Regions from separate parts of the Homo sapiens genome. Here region 1 is linked to region 2. A link is an interaction called in ENCODE POLR2A ChIA-PET data of the cell type or tissue named here. Cell type or tissue: GM12878. All regions are shown on one strand. Links, peaks and the distances in the headings refer to the core of each region. The heading gives the core; the rest is flanking DNA.

Evidence for each region. Peaks named below come from ENCODE experiments on the same cell type or tissue, not always from the same donor. Only the 100,000 strongest peaks of a DNase experiment are listed, where the experiment ranks them.
Region 1: POLR2A ChIA-PET joins it to region 2 with 7 read pairs; 7 of 35 experiments call an interaction of 5 or more read pairs at or near these places.

Annotation. Positions count from the first base shown.
Region 1 is chr19:19,072,428-19,076,809 of GRCh38, forward strand. All of the region lies in intron 1 of SLC25A42 (solute carrier family 25 member 42), which reads left to right. Among named protein-coding and RNA genes, the nearest start is that of SLC25A42, 11 kb to the left of the region's middle. In GM12878, for the core only: no CTCF peak of the experiment used is centred there; no DNase peak of the experiment used is centred there.
Region 2 is chr19:19,158,000-19,162,381 of GRCh38, forward strand. The region is part of intron 5 of BORCS8-MEF2B (BORCS8-MEF2B readthrough); the gene reads right to left. The region is part of intron 1 of MEF2B (myocyte enhancer factor 2B); the gene reads right to left. Among named protein-coding and RNA genes, the nearest start is that of MEF2B, 10 kb to the right of the region's middle. RefSeq lists an enhancer at 2,399-3,374 and a silencer at 2,620-2,949. In GM12878, for the core only: no CTCF peak of the experiment used is centred there; a DNase peak (open chromatin) is centred at 2,573; H3K4me3 peaks cover 701 bases; H3K27ac peaks cover 3,021 bases.

The DNA.
Region 1 (4,382 bases), core at 183-4,182, 86 kb before region 2:
AGTGCAGTGGCCTGATCTTGGCTCACTGCAGTCTCTGCCTCCTGGGCTCAAGTGATTCTCATGCCTCAGCCTCCTGAGTAGCTAGGATTACAGGCGCCTGCCACCACGCCTGGCTAATTTTTGTATTTAGCCAGGCGTGGAGACAGGGTTTCGCCATGTTGGCCAGGCTGGTCTCAAACTCCTGACCTCAAGTGATCTGCCCGCCTCGGCCTCCCAAAATGCTGGGATTACAGGCATGAGCCACCTCACTCAGCCAAAAAATTTTTTTTAGAGACAGGGTCTTGTTCTGTTGCCCAGGCTAGAGTGCAGTGGTGTAATCACAGCACATGCAGCCTCGACCTCCTGGGTTCAAGTGATCTTCCCACCTCAACCTCCTGAGTAGCTGAGACTATAAGTGTGCGCCACCATACCTGGCTAATTTATTTTGTAGAGACAGGGCCTCACTCTGTCACCCAGGCTGGAGTGCAGTGGTGGGATCATAGCTCACTGAAGCCTTGAACTCCTGGCCTCAAGTGATCCTCCTGCCTCGGCCTCCCAAAGTGCTGGGATTACAGGTGTGACCCACTGTATGTGGCCTATGTGGAGGTTTAGTGACACATCCAAGGTGTCACATGCTAGACCCCATCATCCCACAACACAGTGTGTGGTGGCAGGGAGCCTGTGCATGCTGCTGTGTGGCTATGAGGAAGAGAATGATTGAAGTGGTGCATTCTTGCTGCTGTGGGAGGGATGGCTGAAGAGCAGGAGGACAGGACAGCAACAGGCAAAAGCACCTGTCTGCAGCTGTTATGTTTCTGCTTCCTTGCTGGGCATGGACACTGAGTGTGACATGGACCCTTGCCTTCCAGGGACCCCTGCCTTCCAGGGACCCCCAGCCTGGTTGCAGGGAAGCAAGTGGAGAGTGGCCCCTCAAGTGCAGCAGAGAACCACAGACTGCTCAGTGCAGGGCAGAGCAGTTAACTTTGGGGGCAGTGAGGCCAGGACATTTAGGAGCTTTGAAGGATGCAGAGAAGTTTGCCAGGATCGGAGACTGCGGCCAAAGCAAAACTTGGCATGTCCAGGGAATTAATTCACTTGTCCAGCAAATAGTTGTTGAAGGCCAATCAAATGCGGATTGCTGTGCCAGGTTCCGTGTGGTAAGAACATGGGGCTTTTTTTTTTTTTTGAGTTGAAGTCTTTCACCATCACCCAGGCTGGAGTGCAGTGGCATGATCTTGGCTCACTGCAACCTCCGTCTCCTAGGTTCAAGCAATTCTCCTGCCCCAGCCTCCCGAATAGCTGGGATTACAGGTATGTACCACCATGCTGGCTAATTTTTGTATTTTTAGTAGAGACGGGGTTTAACCATGTTGGCCAGGATAGTCTTGAACTCCCGACCTTAAATGATCCATCTGCCTTGGCCTCCCAAACTGCTGGGATTAAAGGCGTGAGCCACTGTGCCCAGCTAATTTTTGTATTTTTGTAGAGACAGGGTTTTACCATGTTGCCCAGGCTGGTCTTGAACTCGTGGCCTCAAGTGATCTGCCCACCTTGGCCTCCCAAAGTGCTGGGATTACAGGCATGAGCCACCACGCCCAACCAAACATAGGGCTTTTGAGGCGAGGACAGTTACTGAAGTAGACCCTCTTAGTGGAGGAATGTGAGTACCATTCAGTACCTTGGATTGTTTTAGATAACATCTAACGGCCTTTGGTGACAGGTGTGGGCAGCACTGTCTGCAAGGACAGAGGACAGCAATTGATCATAGAATTTCCTGGATCTTTCAGGGTGTTTAACCCATAGAGACCGCAACAAGGGTTGCCTTAACCAAAGATTGTCTGAAAGGCACACAGGAGCAAATGCAGCAGGAAGAAACTCCCCATTTGTGAGGCAGCCTGCGGGGTTGGGGTTAACGGGCAGCAGCCATTATGTAAGATGTGCCCGGATCCCTTAGGCAGAGTTAATGCTTATTAACTAGAAAAGAAAACAGCCTTTATCGGCTGGCAGATAGGATGTTAATTGGCTTCCGTTTACTGAGAGATTACAGGATCCATTTCACGGCTGCTTATAATAAACTCCATCCACAGAGAAACTGTCCCCACCCCCACCCAACATTTGTACAAACATTTCCTGAGTCCCAAGGGGTGGAGCTGGCAGTTGTATGGTGGTCCCCACAAGGTAACAGCATAAACGGTGGGCCTGTCTTATGTCTGGTCGGGAAGCTATGAGACAGGCTCAAGGGAATCAGGCACATGTGCATATGAGTCTGTGTGTGTGTGACAGTGTGTGTGAGAGAGTGTGTGTGTGCGTGCGTGTATGTGTGTGTGTGTGAGTGTATGTGTGAGCGAGTGTGAGTGTGTGTGTATGTGTGAGTGTGTATGTATTAGGATAGCCTGTGTACATGGGGCTTATAGGATGCTTGGGTTTGAAATTGCCTGATTCAGAACAAGAAGCAGCCTTGTGGCTGGGCGCAGTGGTTCACACCTGTAATCCCAACACTTTGGGAGGCAGAGGCAGGTCGACTGCTTGAGGCCAGGAGTTTGAGACCAGCCTGGGCAGCGTAGCAAGACCCCGTCTCTACTAAAAATAATTTTAAAATTAGCTGGGCATGATAGTGTACACCCATAGTCCTAGCTACTCAGAGGCTAAGGTGGAAAGATCACCTGAGCCCAAAAGATGGAGGCTGCAGTGAGCTATGATTTTACCACTGCATTCCAGCCTGGGTGACAGAGTGAGACCCTGTCTCAAAAAAAAAAGAAGTAGCTTGTCCTGCCCTCTCCCAAGCAACTGTCAACTTGCTTGGAACCAGTGTTCCCATTGCTCTGGAGGTTCTATGCTGAGGCTGGTGTGATCATGAGTTATCGAAGATCCCATGCTCCAGGTTCACGTTTCCTGAATAATGCTGCTTAGTAAGTCATTTCCTATGTCATCCTCCCATACCCCGCCGAGCTTTGTTTTTTGTTTGATGAATGGAAAGACTGCATGAACAGAAGCAGCATGGGAAAAGATACACGTATGTTATTTGGGGCTGGCCCCCCTCTGCCTGGCCGCTGGTAGTCACCCTTGTGGGGACACCTGAATCCCAGTTCAGAAAGCACTGGCATCCTAGGTACTCGCGAAAGGTACCTAGAGTGAACGTGGCAAGGCTGGGCCTCGGAGCCACAGGACACTGTCATCTGTGGTTGTAAATACTATGTGGGGCTGGGGGAGTACGAGGTACCTACCCCAGCACAGCATACGAGTCAGGACTCTGGCAGGTGCAAGTGACAGAAACCCATCCTATGCTGACTGAACTGGAAAGGGTGCTTCCTGGGCTCCATGACAGCAAAGTCCGTGTGCTTTTGGCACCACTGGCTGCCAGATCCCCCTAGCCTGCAGGTATCCTCCTTCACCTCCTGGCCTTGCTCTGCCCTCTAACTCTGTGTCAACTCTGCCCTGCAGTCTCACACCCTACTGGCTTCCCCTCCCCTGAAGAAAGAGGACTTCTCCGGCCCGATGGTTCCCTCAAAAGTCCCAGATCTTGGTCTTTGGGGGCAGCACCCTGAACCTAGGGGAGTGTGAAGTCTCATTACCTGACCATGGCCACCTGGGTCACCCTGGAGTCAAGGGGAGGATCAGCCCCACTTTCTTCTCCACAGTGACAGGGAGCAGAGCGAGTGGTTTCCCAGAATGCTGTCCTCAGAAGGGATGGCCACTGTGCGTGTGGACCAACTGTAGAGCTTCAGTGCCTCCTCCAGGCTTTCATCACTGCTAAGATCATCAACAGGTATTCTCGGCCAGGTGTAGTGGCTCATGCCTGTAATCCCAGCATTTTGGGAGGCTGAGGCGGGTGGATACCTTGAGGTCAGGAGTTTGAGACCAGCCTGCCCAACATGGTGAAACCCTATCTCTACTAAAAAAAAAAAATACAAAAATTGGCCAGACCTGGTGGTGTGTGTCTGTAATCCCAGCTACTGGGGAGGCTGAGGCACAAGAATCACTTGAACCTGGGAGGTGGAGGTTGCAGTGAGCCGAGATCATGCCACTGCACTCCAGCCTGGGCAGCACAGTGAGACTCCATCTTAAAAAAACAAAACAAAACAGGTGTTCTCCACAGGTTGGAGGAAAGTGGGAAAGAGCAAGCTGAACACGTCCACTCCCAAAGGCCATCCATTCAAGTCCCCTGGGAATTACAAATGGCTTGCCTGCCCCACTCCCAGGTTTGGCATCCATTGGCCTGGGAGGGGGTGTGGCAGAGGTGTTTTGTTTGCACTGTTTAAACATTTTAAATTGAGATATAGCTTACATAGAATAAAGCACATAAATCCTAAGTGTATATATAGCTCAGTGAATTTTTATGTATATATGCATCCTTGGAACCAGATCAAGACAGTTTTCAAGCCCCCAGCTGGCTCCTTCCTGCC
Region 2 (4,382 bases), core at 231-4,230:
CACAGATATGTTCAGTTTGTGCAAATGTGTTGAGCTCAACTCTAGTGGTTTGTGCATTTTTCTTCGTGTGATTTATTTCAAAAGGAAGATTTCTTTTTTTTTTTTTGAAGTGGAGTCTCGCTCTGTTACCCAGACTGGAGTGCAGTGGCATGATCTCAGCTCATTGAAACCTCCACTTCCCGAGTTCAAGCGATTCTCCTGTCTCAGCCTCCTAAGTAGCTGGGATTACAGGTGCCTGCCACTGTGCCCGGCTAATTTTTGCATTTTTACTAGAGATGGGTTTTCACCATGTTGGCCAGGCTGGTCTTAAACTCCTGGCCTCAGGTGATCTGCCCACCTCAGGGGCCAAAGTGCTGGGATTACAGGCGTGAGCATGGGCGCCCCCGGCCCAAAAGGAAGATTTCTAAAAAGCTCCAGCCAGAGCAACATAGTGAGACCCTGCCCCTAAAAAAAAAAAAAAAAACAAACTAGGGCCAGGCCAGGCACGGTGGCTCACGCCTGTAATCCCAGTGCTTTGGGAGGCTGAGGTGGGAGGATCACTTGAGCCCAGGAGTTCAAGACCAGCCTGGGCAACATGGCAAAGCCCTGTCTGTAGGAAAAAAAAAAAAAAATTAGCTAAGTGTGGTGGCATGCCTGTGGTCCCAGCTACTCAGGAGGCTGAGGTGGGAGAATCACTTGAGCCCAGGAGGTGGAGGTTGCAGTGAGCCAAGATCACACCACTCCACTCCAGCCTGGGTGACACAGCCAGACGCTGTCTCAGAAAAATAAATAAACAAAAATAAAAAAATTTAGCCAGGCGTGGTGGTGCACCCCTTAGTCCCAGCTACTCAGGAGTCTGAAGTGGGAGGATCACTTGAGCAGGGGGAGGCAGAGGTTGCAGTGAACTGAGATCCTGTCACTGCACTCCAGCCCGGGCAACATTGTGAGACTGACTCGAAAGTTTTTTTTTCTTTTTTTTGAGACAGAGTTTTGCTCTTGTCGCCCAGGCTGGAGTGCAGTGGCGCAATCTCAGCTCACTGCAACCTCCTCCTCCCCAGTTCAAGCAATTCTCCTGCCTCAGCCTCCTGAGTAGCTGGGATTACAGGCACACACCACTACACCCAGCTAATTTCTGTATTTTCAGTAGAGATGGGGTTTCACCATGTTGGCCAGACTGGTCTCGACCTCCTGACCTCAGGTGATCCACCAGTCTCGGCCTCCCAAAGTGCTGGGATTACAGGCGTGAGCCACAGTGCGTGGCCTAAAAAAAAAAAAAAAAAAAAAAAATTAAATCTAGCGGGGCATGGTGGTGCCTGCCTGTAGTCCCAGCTACTTGGGAGGCTGAGGCGGGAGGATCACGTGAGCCCAGGAGATGGAGGCTGCAGTGAGCTATGAGTGGGCCACTGCACTCCAGCCTGGGTGACAGAGTAAGACCCTGTCTCTAAAAATAAAAAAGCTCCTTGCTGCTTATGGCTGCTGTGGGGAGCAGTGTCTGTTCAGGCTAGAGTGAGGTGACAGGAAGAGGCTGGGCCAGTGGGAAATACAGAGTTTGAATGGAGACAGGGGTGGCACCTGGGCAGAAGTGGTGACCAAAGGGTGCAGGATGTGCTGGTGACCTGGGATAGAAGAGGAGCCTGGTGATCCCAGGCCTGAGCGATGTGGGGGTGAGGGGGAATTGGGAGGACAAAAGAAGAGCTCAGGAGTGCGGAAGCATCAGAAACTTTCTGGCAGTATCTGTGGTCACTAAGTCAATCAACAAACATTACCCTGAAGTCCTTCAAGCCATAGATTATCATCTCCCCAGCCTGGCGAGGCCCCTTAGCCCCCCAGTAATGGAGATGGGGTGCTGGAGGGAATCCCACCCTTCCACTGACCCTTCCCCTCTGGCCTCTCTGCGTGGTAGGACTCAGTTCTCTTACCTGTTAATTGGGGGTGAGAATCCTTCTCCCACCAGCTGGGAAGAGGGTAGGGAGCAGGGGTCTACTGAACTTTTTTTTTTTTTTTTTTTGAGATGGAGTCTCGCTCTGTTGCCCAGGCTGGAGTGCAGTGGCGTGATCTCGGCTCCCTGCAACCACTGCTTCCCAGGTTTAAGCGATTGTCCTGCCTCAGACTCCCGAGTAGCTGGGATTACAGGTGCACACCATCACACCCAGCTAATTTTTTATATTTTTGGTAGAGGCGGGGTTTCAGCATGTTGGCCAGGCTGGTCTCGAACTCCTGACCTCAAGTGATCCGCCTGCTTTGGCCTCCCAAAGTGCTGGGATTACAGGTGTGAGCCACCACACGGGGGCCTCTATTGAACTTTTCTTCTGGCTTCTGGGAAACCAAAAGGAAGAAGGTCTGGGCCTTGGAACTGGGGGCGCTGAGTCAGTACAGCATCCTGCAAGACCACCTTGAAATACTGTCATCAGTCACCTGCTTCCTCCCCCATAAAATGGGTCACAGGATCCTAACCTCACAGGCTTTGCAGAGGGGTTTAAGAGAAAAGATTAGGAACAAGTCAAGTTCCCTTTCTTGGCACCCCTGCGGGACTTTACTGGGGGGATGAGCTGCAGAGTCACTTCGCCAGACCCCTGAGCCCGCAGGGAGGCCACGGCTTGGCAGAGGAACCCAGGCCGGGAAAGGAGAAGTGAGAGGCAGGTGGGTTGGGTGGGGGTGGGGGTGAGGGCCCGCGGGAGGCGGTGAAGCGGGGAGGGGGCGCTGCTCCCGGCCCCTGCAGCGAATCAGGCCTGCCGCCCCGCCTCACGCAACCCAGGCTGTGGTTTCATCACCTGCTCCCCAAGTACCTCATTATGGGCGACAGGAAGAGCCCCTTGGAAAGCCAGGACCCCTCCTCCCCTCTCCTGGGGGCTCCAGCGGCTCCGACCCCAGCTGCAGGCGACCCTCCCTCCCCAGCCAGAGCCCTGGGCCCGCCTCCTCCCCGGGGGCCTAGGGAGGTGGTACCCAGGTGGGGGGGCATGTAGGTGACCTGGCGGCCTGGCTCAGTTCACAGCGGTCCCTGGAGCCCCGCACCTGCCCTCAGGGACTCAGGGGAGACGGTGGGCTCGGGCAGTGACTCCCCTGTTGCTGAGCTTCTCTGGAACTCAGTTTCCTCCTCCAGAAAGTCAGGGGGCAGCAGGGGCCACCTCGCTGAACTGGGGGGAGGGGCTTCACAGTAAGGTGCTTTACAGATGCGGGGAGGATTTGTGGTCGATGGGTCCTGATGCCTCTCAGAAGGCCTTGGGGTCACCTCTCCATCCTGGGGGAACCCAGCTCAGATTGCGGGCCCCAAAAAGTCCCTGGTGGAGTGCTGAGGGACAGGGGCGGATGGGGTTGGGGGTCACTCCATCCTTGTATGGGCATAATGGGAGGTAGAAATATTCCCCACACACGGAGACCCCCAAACAGAGCCGCAGAAAATCCACAGATGCCCGAAACAACAGATCCCCCAAATACACAAGTATTCCTCCTGCGAAAGTCCCCAAAATACATGCAGTTCACGATACGCCAAACCCCCCAACCCACACAGCTCTCCAAACACACACATCCCCAAAACACATCCTATTCCCTCTGCATAGACAGACCCCAAAAACACTCAGACATACCCAGATGCCCCAACACATGCCAATCCCCCAAATGCACAGACACATACAGATCTCCCTAAACACATGGCCGTCCCGCAAATACACACAGACCCCTTTCCCCTGAACAATGTGGAGACCCCCGCCAGACGCATGCAGACTCTTCCAAACATATGCAGACTCCCCCCAATCCATGCTGGTCCCCCATTACATAGGTAGGGCCCCCCCATCCCTGCAGTGATACCACCCACACTCTAGCTTTCTTCTTTTTTGTTTTTTTTTTTTGTGAGACAGAGTCTCACTTTGTCACCCAGGCTGGAGTGCAGTGGCGTGTTCTCTGCTCCCTGCAACCCCTGCCTCCTGGGTTCAAGCGATTCTCCTGCCTCAGCCTCCCCAGTAGCTGGGATTACAGCCATGCGCTACCACACCCAGCTAATGTTTGTATTTTTAGTACAGACAGGGTTTCACCATGTTGGCCAGGCTGGTCTTGAACTCCTGGCCTCATGTGATCTGCCTACTTCGGCCTCCCAAAGTGCTGGGATTACAGGCCACCATACCTGGCTGGGTTTCCTCTTTTTAATTATTATTATTTTTTTTTGAGATGGGGTCTCGCTCTGTTGCCCAAGCTGGAGTGCAGTGGTGCCATCATAGCTCACTGCAGCCTCCAATTCCTGGGCTTAAGCATTCCTCCCACCTCAGATTTCCCAGCAGCTGGGGCTACAAGCGCACACCTAATTTTTAACCAGACTATGCCAGGCTAATTTTTTTTATTTTTGTAGAGAAGGGGCTTCATTTTATCACACTGGCTGGTCTTGAACTTCCGGCCTCAAGTTATCCTCCTGC